2 separate regions of the Mus musculus genome follow, and region 2 is linked to region 1. Evidence: chromatin loops called from intact Hi-C (ENCODE). Cell type or tissue: heart. All regions are shown on one strand. Each heading gives the region's core, and the rest is flanking DNA. Links, peaks and the distances in the headings are about the cores only. Region 1 overlaps Rps10 (ribosomal protein S10). Region 2 has its middle 5.2 kb from the start of AI413582.

Region 1 (8,324 bases), core at 137-8,136:
GGATTGCCATCTACGAACTCCTTTTTAAGGAGGGCGTGATGGTCGCCAAAAAGGATGTCCACATGCCTAAGCACCCGGAGCTGGCAGACAAAAATGTGCCCAACCTTCATGTAATGAAGGCCATGCAGGTGTGGAGAGGGACACAGGTGGGAATAGGTCTGCCCTTCCCGAGGAGCCAGCTGCTGACTGACATGTGTCTATGTCCTGCAGTCTCTCAAGTCTCGAGGCTACGTGAAGGAACAGTTTGCTTGGAGACATTTCTACTGGTACCTTACGAACGAGGGCATCCAGTATCTCCGAGACTACCTGCACCTACCCCCGGAGATCGTGCCCGCCACCCTGCGTCGCAGCCGTCCCGAGACCGGCAGGCCTCGGCCCAAAGGTACTGATTCTGATTGCCCCAAGGGCCGCCTCAGAAACCGTTTTTTGGGGGTGTATTGGTTGCACAATTGCTTTTGAGATAGGGTCTCATGAAACCCAGAGGGGCCTTGAGGTCCTTATATAGCTGGGAACTTTAAACAATCTCTGATCCCATCTCAGCCTGAGGGTTGGAGGTCACAGGTGTGTTCTACCTCTCACAGCTTAGACTTTTTTTTTTCTGGTTTTTCAAGACAGGGTTTCTCTGTGTAGCCCTGGCTGTCCTGGAACGCACTCTGTAGATCAGGCTGGCTTCGAACTCAGAAATCCTCCTGCCTCTGCCTCCCTAGTGCTGGGATTAACGGCGTGTGCCACCACGCCCGGCTGCTTAGGCATGTTCTTAGAGCACAGTGGTGTCAGGGCAAGATCTCAGGTGATATCCCAGAATTCTGTGAGATGGCCTTGAATTTGAACAGTTTTCATGGCTACAGCCTCCCCCAATGCCTGAGTGTGACCCGGTGGTGTGGCAGAGCACTGTCAAGCAGAGTGGTTTTGTGTATTTACTTGGCCAGGGGAACAGAAGTGAGGAGGAGGAGGAGGGAGAAGCCAGCTGTGTATAAGCATGACCTGAGGGTATGCTTGGGGGGGGGGTGTCTGGAACGTCCCTGGTTCCTGAGATCACTGCTGGCCTGCAGTCCCTTGAACTAATGTAGTATCTACAGGCTGAAGTGATGGGGTAAAAATATTCCTGAACACAGTTGGGTTTTCCTGGAGAGTGCTTAGCCCAGGAAGTTGTGCAGAGCACACCTAAGGGATCCTAGCAGTTAGGGGGTCTGTGTCTCTGCTGAATGAATACCCTGGGTGAAACCAAGTTCGTTAAGGAGCCCGTGGTGGTGCATACCTTTGATCCCAGCACTTGGGAGGCAGAGGCGCTGTTGAGTTTCAGGACAGCTAGGACTGACTATACAGTGATATTTTGTGAGTCACATAAAGTCAAACCAAAAAATAAAAATTAGAAATTTGTGGCAATAATTTGGGCACTTTGAGACAGGGTTTCTCTGATTGTCCTAAATCAGATCAGGTTGGCCTTAACTCAGATCTGCCTGCCCCTGCTTCCTGAGTGCTGAGATTAAAGGTGTGTGCCAACCCACCCAACCTTCCAGGTAAAAATGTTAATCCTACCTCCCGCTCAGGAAGCAGGGGCAGGCTAGGCTATAGAGCCAGATCCCCTCTAAAACCATTCTAGGTGGATATGTGCTAAGTAAGTCCCTCTGAGTGGGGTGTGTGGGAGGCAAGGGTAAACTGGAAGGTGTGTGGAGGTATGGAGACAACTTTGAAAATTGTGTCTTTTCCCAGTGAAATCTGTGGTCAAGTTTAGGTCTCTGAGATTTCATAGCATCGTTTATGGACTGAACTGCCACTGGCTGCTTGCTTGTGGTCTGGTTTTTTGTTGGTTTTGCTGTCCTGGAACTCACTCTGTGCCAGGCTCCTGAGTGCTTGGATTAAAGGCTTGTTACCACCACCCAGCTTGTTTTAACCAAGATGTGAGGAACCGAAATACTGGTAGTGATAATTTCCTGTGGGGACATCAAAGTTTGTGGCACTGTTCTGGGTGTGAAGGACTGATACTCCTTTATAGTCTGGCTCCCAGAGAGAGCTGGAAGCACACCGCACTGCCAGCTTCTCCTGCTCTTCAGTCATTTGCTGCCCTGCACTCACAATATCTTTTGGTTTCTGTAGGTCCAGAGGGTGAGCGACCTGCAAGATTCACAAGAGGGGAGGCTGACAGAGACACCTACAGAAGGAGCGCTGTGCCCCGTGAGTATCTCCTCTCCTCTGCCTGGGGTTGAACTCAGATTCTTAGCAGCCCTCCATGGAATGCAGTCCTTGCTGCCAAGGCAGCCAGGAAAGGTCCTGGTGTGGGAACTAGAGGGAGGCCTGTGCTGGAACACTGAAGGCCAGTGTTGGCAGGGCTCAGCCGACATCCCTCTGTCAACCCCGTGGGACCTAGTGTTTGAGAAAGAATGCTTGCCCTGAGCCTGCCAGGTGTGCTGGGCACCTGTGGGGGTTGAGAACATCTCCACGATGCCCTTGTCATTGAGTTCCCACTGTCACTGGTGCAACAGTGCTGCAGGTGGGTCAGAGAAGCAGGCTCATGGGAGGGAGGATCAAGCAAACACCTAGAAGAGCCGGTTTGACTCCTGAGGAAAATACAGGGAAGACTGAGGTGTGGGATGTGTGCAGAGCTTTTCTTACCATCCTTTCTGCATTTGGTACTTGGAGATGAACACCTTCCACAGTTATGGTTGAGGGAATCCTCGTGCAGAGGGTGGGGCCCGTGAGCACCCTGATTGGAGACAGAAGTGAGCCAGCAACTGCCTGGTGCTGAGGGGACAGGGTAGTCTCCGATTGTAATAAAGCAGCGTTCTGTTGGCCCCAGCTCGCCCAACCCATGAGCTGAATTTGAGTGTAAAACCTACGTTTAGTGGAAACGTGATTTGGCTACTGCAGCTTTACATTTAGTCCTAAAGTGTTGTTTTAACGTGTAACCTAGAGCATGGGTGTTTCACCCTCCCTCACCCCCTTCCCCTTCCCATCTGATCTGCCACACTTGTTTCTCTCTCCTTGGCTAAACCTCTTGTGCAGTTTGGTTCTCGAGGTCAGAGCAGCTTTCCTGGAGGAGGGGATGGTAGTTAATGAGTTTGGGAGGTGACCAGGGGCTCTGAGGGGGGTGGGAGGAGAGGCAAGCCGTGCTCCCCGTCACCGGTGCTCAGTGAGGAGACTTGCCTGCCTTCCTACCCAGGGGTCAGCTCTTAGGTGACTGTAAATTGTTCTTTCCAGCTGGAGCTGACAAGAAAGCTGAGGCTGGGGCTGGCTCAGCCACTGAGTTCCAGTTTGTGAGTATCTCTTTCTTGTCTGCTCTGCAGTCACTGGGGCCTGGCCAGTGTTAGTGGGCTATGGGGGTATGATGGGTCCTTTCCCTACTGTGTTGGGATCAGTCTTGCAGTGGAACTGTGTGAACATGCTTTGCAGATCTTGTGTCTGTGGTGTGCTCCTATTAACTGAAGGCTAGGGCCCAGCCTCTGAATTTATTTTATGACATTTGAAACAGAACACTGGGAATTCTGTAGGACCCGAAACAGAATTGCTCTACAGTCCCCATTTGATCTTGGTTCCCTTCTGCCTTGGTGTGTCCATGAAATGGTGACAGTTACCACGATAAAGGCACATGTAGACCAGCTAATCTCATTGCCTGCTTGCCATGGGGGGCTGCAGTCTCATGGAGCCCTGTAGCAGGGCCTCACAGACCACTGCTCTCAGATCTCATCTGAGGAAGAGGCTCTAGGGTATGAGTCCCTAGGCTGGGGCTACTTTAGTGCCCAACTTTGCAGCCATAGCCTTAAAGGTTTAACAGTGGGAAACAGACTCAAAACTTAAATACCGCTCCACAGCCAGTAGGGGTGGGACTGGGTGGAATGGTCTCCTGGCTGTTTACTTTTGTGGGTGTCTCTGGTGCTGAGGTCTAAGAGCTAGAAATGCCTCCAGGCAGAGCTGGGCCATTGCTAATGCTCATTTGCTTTTTCTTGCAGAGAGGCGGCTTTGGTCGTGGACGTGGTCAGCCACCTCAGTGAAGTTGGAGTTTATGTTGTATTGAATAAACTTTAAAGAAAAACATGTCCACTTGTGTATGTTCTGTAGCCTAAAGGGGGCTGGTTCAAGGGTCAGTGTGTGTGTGAATGGAGTGAAATTTTGGGAGTATCATCGGTGATCCTTGGCAGGCTAGCATCTCCCTCCCTGCAGAGTGGGTTCAGTGCAGGGCTGTGCCTCAGCTGTCAGGGTTTGTGACCTCTCCCTCAGACCAGCCATGCTGTGGGTGCTGCCTTAGAGTGGGGAGGTCCTAAGCACAGACAGGTCTCCTTCCTGTGGAGTAGTCCCAGGGCAGCTTTGAACTTTTGATCCTTTCACACATGGCCTGGAATAGAGTAGGGATAGAGAGGCCTGGGACTGAAACCCTAGCACTAATAGAATATAACTTCTCAGCTTTGTAAGGCTGGATTGCTCTATTTCCAGCTTGGAATGGAAGCTGCTGGAGTCCTGACTGAGGGCACCTTGGGGAAATGAATGGCAGTTTTTCTGGGTCTTGAGTGGTGGTAACTAGGGTATTAGGGGCGGAGAGATGAGAATGTTACTTCTGAGTAGCAGGTGAGAGGTGTCCCAATGGACTACAGCATACAGCCGGTTATGGCACCAGAATGGAGCTTGGTTGTGTTGGATGGGTGTAGGGACTGGCCCTTTATCTACAGGTCAGTCACTGGCCACTCAAGGTTGGAGCTGAGTAGGAGTGACTGGCAAAGCACCCTGTATAGACTCCAAGCTGCATCTCTTGAGTTCCAGTCCTGCATCCTTTGGTGATGAACAGCAGTATGGAAATGTAAGCTGAATAAACCCTTTCCTCCCCAACTTGCTTCTTAGTCATGATGTTTGTGCAGGAATATAAACCCTGACTAAGTTGGTACCAGCAGAGTGGGGTATTCCTGTGACAACCTGACCATGTTTTGGGGAGGACTGTGGAAGAACTTAGGAACTTTGGGCCAGAAGATCCATTTGGTATTAAGTGCATCTAAGCATTGGCATCTGTAGGGACAGGGCCACTAGGTGGCAGCAGGTAGCCCTGGGTTTTGGAACCTGAATGCCTTGCTGTAGGAGTTTCCTGTTGGCCAGCAGCAGTGGCATTGAAGTTTGCTGTGCAGTCTTGGCTTGGCTTCCCTTCAGACACCACAGCTCATGGGCAGTGCATATATATATATATATATATATATATATATATATATACCTTGGCAGCATTTAGCCTGGGTGCTCGGGAGGTTTTGCAGCTTCTGGCCTGTGGGGTACCTAGGCTGCTAGGTTTTACGCCACTATTCCTATTTGGGCTCTACAGATCCTATCTAAATTAGCTGTGAGTTTATTCTGAGGTGATAAACAGGTTTGTTTGGTTTTTGTTTTTTTTTAAAGATTTATTTATTATATGTAAGTACACTGTAGCTGTCTTCAGACACTCCAGAAGAGGGAGTCAGATCTCGTTACGGATGGTTGTAAACCACCATGTGGTTGCTGGGATTTGAACTCCGGGCCTTCAGAAGAGCAGTCAGGTGCTCTTACACACTGAGCCATCTCACCAGCCCCAGGTTTGTTTTCGAGACAGGGTTTCTCTGTGCAGTCCTGGCTGTCCTGGAACTCACTCTGTAGACCAGGCTGGCCTTGAACTCAGAAATTCACCTGCCTCTGCCTCCCAAGTGCTGGGATTAAAGGCGTGCCACACCACGCCCAGCCAGACTCTGTTTTATCTCAGCCTTTGCTGTGCTGTGATTATAGGTGTGTGCCATAAGAGGTTAAAATCTAGGGTCACCCATAGGTTGGGAGAAGCTTCAAAATTATAAAGCAATCTGTTCTTGGTAATAATTGTCCCTTGCTCATCTTTTCTTAGAGGCTCAGGGACATGTGTTGTGAATAAACAGGCTCGTGCCTATTGGCTCAATGCCTGTAATCACCGGGATACGGCATAGAGGCGAATTCAAAAGTTCAAGGCCAGGCTGGGCAGTGGGGGAGTATGCCTTTAATCTCATCGCTTGGGAAGCAGAGGCAGGCGAATTTCTGAGTTCAAGGCCAGCCTGGTCTACAGAGTGAGTTCCAGGACTGCACAGAGAAACCCTGTCTCGAAAACAAACCTGGGGCTGGTGAGATGGCTCAGTGTGTAAGAGCACCTGACTGCTCTTCTGAATGAAGGTCCGGAGTTCAAATCCCAGCAACCACATGGTGGCTCACAACCATCCGTAATGAGATCTGACTCCCTCTTCTGGAGTGTCTGAAGACAGCTACAGTGTACTTACATATAATAAATAAATAAATAAATCTTAAAAAAAAAAAAAAAGAAAACCTGTTTATCACCTCAGAATAAACTCACAGCTAATTTAGATAGGATCTGTATAGAGCCCAAATAGGGTTAGGCTGAGATCCTATTCAAAACAAAAGCTAAGTTTACCCTGAAGCACCTTGGTAAGAAAACCCAAACCTAGGTGGGCAGTGGTGAGTGCTTTTTAATCCAACACTCAGAGGTCAGCCTGGTCAGGACAGGTCTGGAACAGAGGGAGTTCCAGGATAACCAGGTCTGCACAGAGAAACCCTGTGTCAAAAACAAAAACCCAAACTGAAAAACCTGCTTTGTAACAGCAAAGACCAGGTGTTATCCAAACTTACAAAACTCGAGGGCAGGGGGTCAGGCAGTGAAGTTGGGCAGGGCAGACTTAGGTGAGGTCACTTAAGGAGGGTGGTTTTAAGACAGTAAGAGACAAATAACAAAAGGGCAGTGAGATGATGGGGTTCACTGCCAAGCCAGAGAGGCTCAGCTCACCTCAGGCTCACTCGGTGCCAGGAGAGAACCAGCTTGTCAGCTTGTGGAGCCGTCCTTTGACCTCCACGTGTGCACGCTTGACTGCCCCCTTCAGGCTGGAGAGATGGCTCAGCAGTTAAGAGCACTGGCTGCTCTTCCAGAGGTCCTGAGTTCAAATCCCATATGGTGGCTCACAACCATCTGTAATGGGATCTGACACCCTCTTCTGGTGTGTCTGAAGACAGCTATAGTGTACTCATATAAATAAATCTTTTTTTTTATTTTTGATTTTTCAAGACAGGGTTTCTCTGTGTAGCTCTGGCTGTCCTGGAACTCACTCTGTAGACCAGGCTAGCCTGGAACTCAGAAATCCGCCTGCCTCTGCCTCCCAAGTGCTGGGATTAAAGGCGTGCACCACCATGCCCGGCTTTAAATAAATCTTAAAGGTCATAGGTCATCTTAAAAAAAAATTGAAAGGGCTGGAGGGGTGGCTCATACACACTGACCCTGAACTTGCTAGCCTCCTCCCTGTACTTCTCTAGAGAGGTGCTGGGATTACAGGTCTGGGCCACCAGGGTAATGAGAGCATGAACTGCTATCCTCACAGACTGTCAGGCTGCCCATTGGCTGCACCAGCTGCTGAGTGGTCATGGTGAGGCACTGCAAGAAACTCAGCAAGAAAGGGAGGGAGGAAGCTAGGACAGAATGGGGCCATTGCTGGGGAGAAAGAAGGATGAGAGGTCGTGTTTGGCAGTCCCAGCCTGTGGAAGCCCCTAGTCCATGGCTGTTAGGGACTGCTTTATTGGAAGCCTGTGTGTGATAAATGTGTGGCCCAGTTCCAGAGGAACAGTTACTGGAGAAACAAGCCTTGCCTGCTTGACTGACACATCAAAGAGGCCATTGTGAGAAAAAGGGCAGCATCTTTAAATAGGACGAAATATGCAATGGGAGAGGAGACCAAGCCACATGGAGAGGCGTTCCCGAGAGAACAAATGGGTGTTAGGGAGCCTTGCAAAGAAAGGGCTCGAAGTCGCTGGGTCCAAGCCTTTTGCGATGGCTTTCCAGACCTCTCTCTCTCTCTCTCTCTCTCTCTCTCTCTCTCTCTCTCTGTGTTCTGCTCTGCAATAGACAGCTTTTTCTTGCTATTCTAAAAACTCTTTGGTTGATACAGCTCTCTCTGTAAGTAAAAATTCTAAAAGCTATCTAGGTAGCTCATGGCTTTTCTGACCAAGGTCAGAAAGGCTGCTATAAAAAATTTATTGGATCCCTAACCAAGTTAGAAATCCTGTTAGAGAAAATTCTTTTTTTTTTTTTTGGTTTTTCGAGACAGGATTTCTCTGTGTAGCCCTGGCTGTCCTGGAACTCACTCTGTAGACCAGGCTGGCCTCGAACTCAGAAATCCGCCAGCCTCTGCCTCCCAAGTGCTGGGATCAAAGGCGTGCGCTACCACGCCCAGCCTTAGAGAAAATTCTTGAAGAGCTGTTTTTGCTCTCCAGAGATTTCAAAAACTAAAGAAGAACTGCTATTGCTTCCCACTAGCTCATCTCCGGCACGTCAAAGCCCAGGGTTCTATTTACAC
Region 2 (8,324 bases), core at 252-8,251, 59 kb after region 1:
GGAGGGAAGGAAGGGTTGTTGTGGCCCTTAAAGCTCCCCGCCTTCTCCCCCCCCCCCACTCCCCCACCCCTCCACCCTGGCTAGGAGAGGAACAGCCTTGCCTGTCACCCTGTCACTTCTTGGAAAGTCCATCGTTTCCTCTCACTCGCTCTTGCAGCCAGCCCAGCCTGGCCCCCTTCCCGGAGCCCTGCTGGGGAGGCCTTGGCAGTCCTCTCTGGCTCTGCAAGAAATGGAATCTGTCCTGAGAAAGCAGAAGGAAGCTGAGTTTTCCCCTTTGCCTTCCATGCAGTATCCTCGGGTTCTTCCACACCTTGTCCCTGGGCTGGGCTGGGTGTGGGGGACAGAGAAGAGTTCTGCACGTGGCACATGCCATCACTCGGCCCCACAAGTAGGAGTCTGGCAGAGCACTTCTCAACGGCCCCCTCTGCAAAAGCAAATGCTCACCCTTGTGAGTGATGCCCTTGCTCCGTGCTCCCCACCCTCCTCCTGCCAAGCTGGCTCCAGCGGTGCGGGAAGGACCAACCATAAAAAAATCAGTATTTGGAGCCGGGCGTGGTGGCGCACGCCTTTAATCCCAGCACTCGGGAGGCAGAGGCAGGCAGATTTCTGAGTTCAAGGCCAGCCTGGTCTACAAAGTGAGTTCCAGGACAGTCAGGGCTACACAGAGAAACCCTGTCTCGAAAAAAAAAAAAGGGGGGGGGGGGTTGTGCATGGGAGGGAGGAAGAAAGGGAAGAGAAAATGATGTAATCTCAAAAATAAATTGAAAAACAAGATGGGTTGTGAGGGAGACCCCAGTGCTGACATCGGGAGCACATGGGATCTGAACTTGGGAGCAGGGCATCTGATGTGACAAGCAGCCATCCCACGGTGGAGTCGGTCAGTACTATTCAGGGATTACCCTTCTGCCATGAGGCAGTGGTAGCTCCACCAGCGAGGTGACCTGAGCTGACCTTTATCATCACCCAGCTGATGTCAGCATCCGTTGGGCACACATATTCCCTTCTGCACAAGGTCCTCGGCAGAAGGTCTTCTGTCCTGGAAGCCTCTCTTCCACTCAGCGGGTCAGGAAACCAGACCAGTCTGTGCTAAGGGATGGGTGTGTTATCTGGTCACAGCAGGCTGTTTATTAAGGCTTTTATTCCCATCCACCCATAGCCCCTCTCCCTAGTCGACATGGCCTCACAGATATGGCTTCTACAGGCTCAGTCTTCAAGAGCAGCTGCCTCGTGACCCCTTGCTTCAGGAGTGCACGTGTGCATGAATGCAGAATTCTCCAGCATGGGTTTGTTTTTTTTGGTGTGTGTGTCTATAAACAGACCTCATTATACTGTTTTTCTTTTTCTTTTTTTAAAGATTCATTATTTATTATATGTAAGTACACTGTAGCTGTCTTCAGACAATCCACAAGAGGGAGTCAGATCTTGTTACAGATGGTTGTGAGCCACCATGTGGTTGCTGGGATTTGAACTCCAAACCTTCGGAAGAGCAGTCTGGTGCTCTTACCCACTGAGCCATCTCACCAGCCCAAAAGTTTTTTTTTTTTTAGATGTTTATTTATTATTATACATAAGCACACTGTATCTGTCTTCAGACACCAGAAGAGGGCGTCAGATCTCATTACAGGTGGTTGTGAGCCACCATGTGGTTGCTGAGATTTGAACTCAGGACCTTTGGAAGAGCAGTCAGTGTTCTTAGCCACTGAGCCATCTCGACAGCCCCCGTTTTTCATTAAACTAAAACTGTTCTTCAAGCTCGGTATGGTGGTCTGTCCTATGAACCTGAAGTCAGAATGGCCTACAGAGTGAAGCCCACATCTCAATGGCAAACAGGGAAGCCACCTTTTTCCATATTGGGGCCAGGGGGCCAGAGCTTACTGAATGCTGCCCCACCCCCAATACGTCCAAGCTGTGCTGAGCCCTGTCCTGGCTGGGTGGGTATGACTGGCCTATCCTTAGCACAGAGTGAAGGCAGGGCGGTCTGCCCCATGCATGTCAGTGCCTTCATCAGAGGAGACAAAACAGGCCCTAACTGCCCCAGTGCCTGTGGGACCAGTTCCAGTTCCCTGAATGGCAAAGTGAGAGACTTTCATGGGACCATCTTTGACCTCAAGAACCCAGCAAAGGGGATGGGGGTGGGGGTGACAGGGAGGGCAAGCGCAGTGGGATCAGAAGATGGATGGGTCATGTGACTCAGTGGATAAAGGCAGGTGGCTGGCTGCTCCCAAGAACTAAAGACAAGGTGGATGCTGAAAGGTCCATAAAACCGCTCTCTGACACCTACACTGTGACACACATGAGAGGATAGCCCCTCCCCTCCAGGGTGACAATAAACAAACAAACAAATAAAAATTTAAGAACCACTCAGGAAGCCACTGGGAAGAAAAGAACAGACCCCGAAAGACGTGTGTCAAATACTGTTTTTTTGTTTGTTTGTTTTTGTTTTTTTGAGACAGGGTTTCTCTGTGTAGTCCTGGTTGTCCTGGAACTCACTTTGTAGACCAGGCTGGGGATCCTGAATCTCACAGAGCCATTGCCTCCCGGTGACCAGATCCTATGTACACGGAACAGCCTTGAACTCATAATCTTCTTACCTCAGCTTCCTTAACAGGGATTGCAGATGCGAATCTGAGGAACGAGCCAACTGTCCTGTAGTTGTAACTGGGGTGTTAAAAAGACTCCCTCTTGGGGCTGGAGAGATGTCAGTGGTTCTGAGTTCAATTCCCAGCAATCACATGGTGGCTCACAACCATGTGTAATGGGATCAGATGCCCTCTTCTGGTGTGTCTGAAGACAGCAACAGTGTACACACATAAATAAATCTTAAAAAACAAAAAAGACCTCCTCTGACCTACATTTTATGACTAAACCATCAGTGTTTGAGGTAATTCTTGGGGTAACTGTAAGGTTGTCTTCCTGCAGACTGACCAGGATTTATATCTTAGACATACAGGGATGGGGGGGGGTCTCACCCCGAGGAAAGCAGGTTGGCTCCTGACGCTGGACAGGTTCCACATTCCTGCCAGCCCTTGTGGACGTTCTGCTCACCCCTGTCCGGTTTGACTGCCATCCCTGGAGATCTGGTCACCGTGTGGGAAAAAGCTGGTTGTAAGCCACAGCCTTTCTGGTGCAGGCAGACTTGGGGTCTGAATGGTTCGTTTTCTCATCATGGCCAATAGGAGAATATCTGGGGCTGCAGCCATGAGCCTCAGTGCTTTGTCCTGAATATCAGCAGTGTGCTAAATGTGGGACTCTGTAGCCTGGAGTTTGCCTACTCAGCCTTATGCTCCTGGCGGGTGGCGCTTCCAGCCACCCGGCCCCTGAGCTCTTTAGATCCTTAAATGAAACACACACACACACACACACACACACACACACACACACACACACACACGAGCTTATTTTTGCTGGGCAGTTCTAATCCTCCTGCAGCTAGCATACTTTTCCTTCTGGTACCCCTGTCTTAACACCTTCTGAATCTACTTTTAACTTCGCTACTCTGTTACCTTCCGTGAGGCCCATTGGTCTATGCTGTCCGAGACACTAGCTTCTGGGCGGGCTTCCCCTTTCCCCTACATTTCAGAGATCTTCCCTCTGCAGCTCTAAATCTGATCCGACTCTCCCAGGTCATGGCGACTCTCCTCCCCTGCCTCCTGGCCTTCACAGATCTAAGAGTCCCGCCCCATTTCCCTTTGCCCAGCCATTAGCTGCTGACATCTTTTGGTTTTGTTTTGGTTTGGTTTGGTTTTGGTTTTGGTTTTTGGAAACAGGGTTTCTCTGTATAGTCCTGACTATCCTGGAACTCACTCTATAGACCAGGCTGGCCTCGAACTCAGAAATCCACCTGCCTCTGCCTCCTGAGTGTTGGGATTAAAGGCGTGTGTGCCACCACGCCTGGCTCAGCTGCTGACATTTTTATTGGTGGATCCAAAAGTAGTTGGGGACAAGGTCCTTCAGCATTTGGACAGGCAGATTCCCCTGGCACCTGTCTGATTTGCTCTCTGTTGCTTTTCCTCTATGGCTTAAACAGCTAAGTACTTGAACAGGCTCATGTGGGTGCGTGTATGAGCGTGCACACACACAAGAAAAAGCAGCCATCCTATCTTTAGGTTGTTCTTGGTGGCAGTTTTGCCATAGCTAGGCAGGACGGTGCTCAGCTCACTAGTAACAGCAGACAGACAGAAGCAACAACACAGCAACAATGGAGTCCAACAGGGCCCGGCAAGCCAAGGCACAATAATTGAAGGTTTAAGGGTAGCCCAGACTACAGAGTGACTTCAAGACCTGCCTGGGTAACTTAGTGAGTGAAACCTTGTCTCAGAAATAAAATGCATATGGGCCTTGGTGATGTACACTTTTAATCCAGCACTCAGGAGGCAGGAACAGCTGTGACTCTGAGGCCAGTCTGGTCTACATAGGAGTTCCAGGAATGTAGCCAGGACTACATTAGACTGTCTTCAACACATAGGTGGGTGGGTGGACATAAGGACGGACAGACAGACAGATAAGTAAATACATAGACAACAAGCAGCAAAGGGCTGGTGAGATGGCTTGGCCAGTAATAAGCATAAGTCACCAGGCCTGATGACCTGAGTTTTGTCCCTAGGGCCCACATATGGAAAGAGAGAGCCAGTTGCTATGAGCTTTCCTCTGACCTCCACACATCCACTATGGCAGACCGACACACATAAACACGGACACAGAAAAACGAAATTTAAGCCCGGTATAGTAACTAATATACAATGCCCTTACTCCCAGCACTCAGGAGGCACGGGCAGGCTCTTCTGCATCGTTTCAGTCCAGAGAGGGCAAGTAGGTTGGCAGAAAACTTGCCTAGGGTATGCAAGGAAGATCTTCAGTGTTAACAGAAAAGGCTCAGGGGTGAGCTGGGTCCTTCCCAAAGGAGGAAACGTCTGAGGATTTCTGAGGATGAGGAAGCACCGTGGCCCAGGCTGTGCTTAGTGACAGTGACTGTTGGTTTTGTAACATGGTGGGCAGTGCTGTGAAAATGGTAAACTGAGGCCAGAGGGCCTGGCAGGAAGGCCAGCTGGGACCTTACATGGCAGTGGCCACCATATTGGGTGCCACAGGACTGCCTTTGGTGACCGACTGTTCCTGGAACTTGTTGCAGTTCCCCAAATGCATTAGACGCTGCCGCAGTGTTTCCTGTTCACATGTTCAGTGCCCCACTTTGGGAAGCCTCTCAGATCTTTGCCTCTAAACTGGACTGTGTCCCCTTGGACATGCCCCCATTCCGAGGTGCTTTCAGAGAGGAGAGGCTCCCCGCCACCATAGCTGGGGGTTCCTTGGAAATTCACGCAGGAGAAAACAGAGCTGAGTGGCATCTTGAAGACACAGTAAATGGAATTTGTGACCAGCAACAGTCACTCTATCCACTCAGTGCATCCCAATACAGAGAGTCGGACTGGCGGATGGACGGACGGATGGACAGACAGACAGAGACAGAGGCAGTGCACATGCTTTTCTAGCACCTTGGTGCAAAACAAGCTACCTTGGGAGCCATGGAAGAAGGGAGAAAACTTATGGAGTAAGAGGCTAGAGGAGCGGAGCAGGGTCAGACGCCGGGACACAAGACAGACTCGCAGCTTGCTTTGCTGGAAGAACTGGGGTAACATGGCCACAAGCCCAGGGGCACGGGCAGAATTCCGGACCGCAGGGGTGAGCTGACAAGAAGAAACAGATCCAGAACAAAGGCCATGCCCACTTCCACAAACTCCAGGGCCAGCGACTGTTGTGGCGCATGTGCAGGAGCCCCCTGACCCTTTACCCCAGAGTGGGTTTGAGGACCTGAAGCTGACGCTTTGCCTGGACTGTCCCGTTTCCCATGGGGCTCACAATATGCTTGTGATATTGGAGATTAGAGCCTCCAACTCTAAAACAACCAATGGTAGGACCGAGGGGCAGCCAGCCATGGATGCACACGCTAGGAGTTCATTCGGACAGAGCCAGGCGGCCCACCTTTAGCTACATAACGAACCTGAGGCTAGCCTGAGCTACATGCAATCCTAATCTTGGAAGGAAGGAAGGAAGGAAGGAGGAAGGAAGGAAGGAAGGAAGGAAGGAAGGAAGGAAGGAAGGAAGGAAGGAAAAAAAAAAAAAAAAACTAACCAGGCAGCACATAGTGCGTGAGAAGCTGAGCTGAGACGGGATCCTTCTTCCTCTGCTTTTTTTTGTTGTTTTTTTTTTTCGAGACAGGGTTTCTCTGTGTAGCCCTGGCTGACCTGGAACTCACTCTGTAGACCAGGCTAGCCTCAAACTCAGAAATCCACCTGCCTCTGCTTGAGCTGGTTTCTTTTCCTGCCTCTTCACAGTACCTCCAGGTTTTTTCGTTCTGTTTATTTATTTGATACAGGGTCTTTCTCCGGGCTGCCCTGGAATTCTATATAGACCAGGCTAGCTCAAACTCTGCCCACCTCTGCCTCCTGAAAGCTGCGGACTAAATATGTATGCCACCATACCTGTTCCTCTGGGATTTTAAAGTGGTTTTTGAGGATTGCTGGGAGTGGAACACAGGACCTCTCGCATCCTAAGCAAGTACCTTGCACAGAGCTGCAGCGCTGGTCCCTTAGGTCCGTCCATATAAAGGACACCCGGTCCTGACTGCCTTTGGCTTCCTGGACCTTTGCCTTGCTGAGCATATTGTGAAGTTGTGTCACTTGGAAACAGCCCAGCCTTCTTGGTTTCTTTTATTTGGCAAGTATTGTGCGGAAGGGCTCAGAGCAAAAAGGACCTTCAGGATGGCCACTCCAGTCCCAACAATGACCTCAGATGCAGTCTGGGTAAGGAGGCAAGCAAAAGGAGTGGGCCTGGGGTGTCCTTCAGTGGCAGGGCACCCACAGGAGGTACCCAAAGTGTGCCTAAGGTCCTGGGTCCGATCCTTCACAGCACACACACACTGTGCTGCTTAGTTTTGTGCCAACCTCACACAAGCTAAAGTCATCTGAAAGGAGAGGGCCTCTGTCATGAAGATGCCTCCATACGATCAGGTTGTAGGCAAGCCGTTTGGCCATTTTCTTCATTAATGATTGATGGGGGAGGGCTCAGCCCACTGTGAGTGGCGTCATCCCTGTGCTGGTGGTCCTGAGTTCTCTAAGAAATCAGGCTGAGAAAGCCATGGTGAGGGGTAAGCCAGTAAGCAGCACCCCTCCATGGCCGCAGCCTCAGCTCCTGCCTCCAGCTTCCTGCCCCATTGGGGTTCCTCTCTTGACTTCCTCTGATGACAATGCTATGAAAACCCTTTCCTGCCCAATTCGCTCCTTGGTTGTGGTGTTTCATCACGGCAATAGACACCTTAACCAAGACACAACACAAAACCCAAAAAATCTGAATGTAAAATGATAAATGCAGCTCTGGAACAGCTGCCAGCCCAGAGCATCCAGGAAGAGACCCCGTACCCACCATGTTCCCTGTCCTTCACAAGATGCTGGCTGTCACACTGCCTGGGGCCTCAGGCTGCTCCCTGCCCTTCCTAGCTTATCAGAGTTTCTGTTCTAGGATTGAGGCCAGGCCCCCGAGACCCTGGCCCTTTGAATACATGAACTAGCCTTCCAGACATGCTGGATACCTTGTAGCGCACAGCTGTCATAGAACTCCGGAGGTGGAAGCAGAGAAGTCTAGAGAAAAGAAAAGTTAAACTGCAAAAGTCCCGACAACAAACACAAGCTGGGGATCTGGACAACGGAGGAAGGAGCCCCACTTCTAAAATCTCCGACATCCTTGAAGGTCTACAGCCTAAGGTGTCTCGTCTCTTTGCTGAAGGTGACAGCGGATGCCCCTGCAACCTCCAGGCTGAGGGGTTTCATTGATTCTTTCCCTCTCCCCATCCTACCCCCAGTCAGGTGGTGCTGTCTGAGGACGAAGTTTGTCAAGGTTCCCATCGGCCATGCTTCCCTGTTGGGTCTACCTCTGCACCTGACCTGCTGTCAATTATCCTTCTCCAGAAAGGTCTGAGGCAATCCAGGCAGGGCCAGACAGAGGAACTCACTCATAACCACATGGCAGGCAGGAAGTAGCAAGGGGGGCTAGCTCAGGGTACCTCACATCTGCCCCTTGGGGTTTCTGTGCAAGAATAGGGCACCTAGGCTGTCCCTTGTCCTGATTACCATCTGATTGACTCAGGAGGCTTTGCTTCAGTACCACCAATGTTAGATGGCTTTCAACCTAGGCAGGGGGAGAAGAGGCCTGGGGCAGGACTATAGGTATGTATGCATAAACTATAATGCCCACTCAGAGTAAGTGTAGGTTCCATGCTGTGATTATATGTCCTGCTGGTGTGACGAACGGGCCTTTAATCTCAACACTCTGGC

The links. Peaks named below come from ENCODE experiments on the same cell type or tissue, not always from the same donor. Only the 100,000 strongest peaks of a DNase experiment are listed, where the experiment ranks them.
Region 2: it touches region 1 in a loop (5-fold over the local background); 24 of 42 quality-filtered maps call a loop at or near these places.

The regions. Positions count from the first base shown.
Region 1 is chr17:27,626,130-27,634,453 of GRCm38, reverse strand. Rps10 (ribosomal protein S10) reads left to right here. Exons shown (of 6, transcript NM_025963.4): 2 at 1-128; 3 at 211-382; 4 at 2,098-2,175; 5 at 3,199-3,254; 6 at 3,948-4,039. The coding sequence ends at 3,989. Among named protein-coding and RNA genes, the nearest start is that of Gm15420, 5.0 kb to the left of the region's middle. In heart, for the core only: CTCF peaks have their summits at 5,004 (motif pointing right) and 6,847 (motif pointing left); a DNase peak (open chromatin) is centred at 5,013; H3K4me3 peaks cover 1,605 bases; H3K27ac peaks cover 717 bases.
Region 2 is chr17:27,566,781-27,575,104 of GRCm38, reverse strand. No RefSeq gene overlaps it. Among named protein-coding and RNA genes, the nearest start is that of AI413582, 5.2 kb to the right of the region's middle. In heart, for the core only: a CTCF peak has its summit at 1,425 (motif pointing right); DNase peaks (open chromatin) are centred at 944, 3,020, 3,614 and 6,696; H3K4me3 peaks cover 343 bases; H3K27ac peaks cover 204 bases.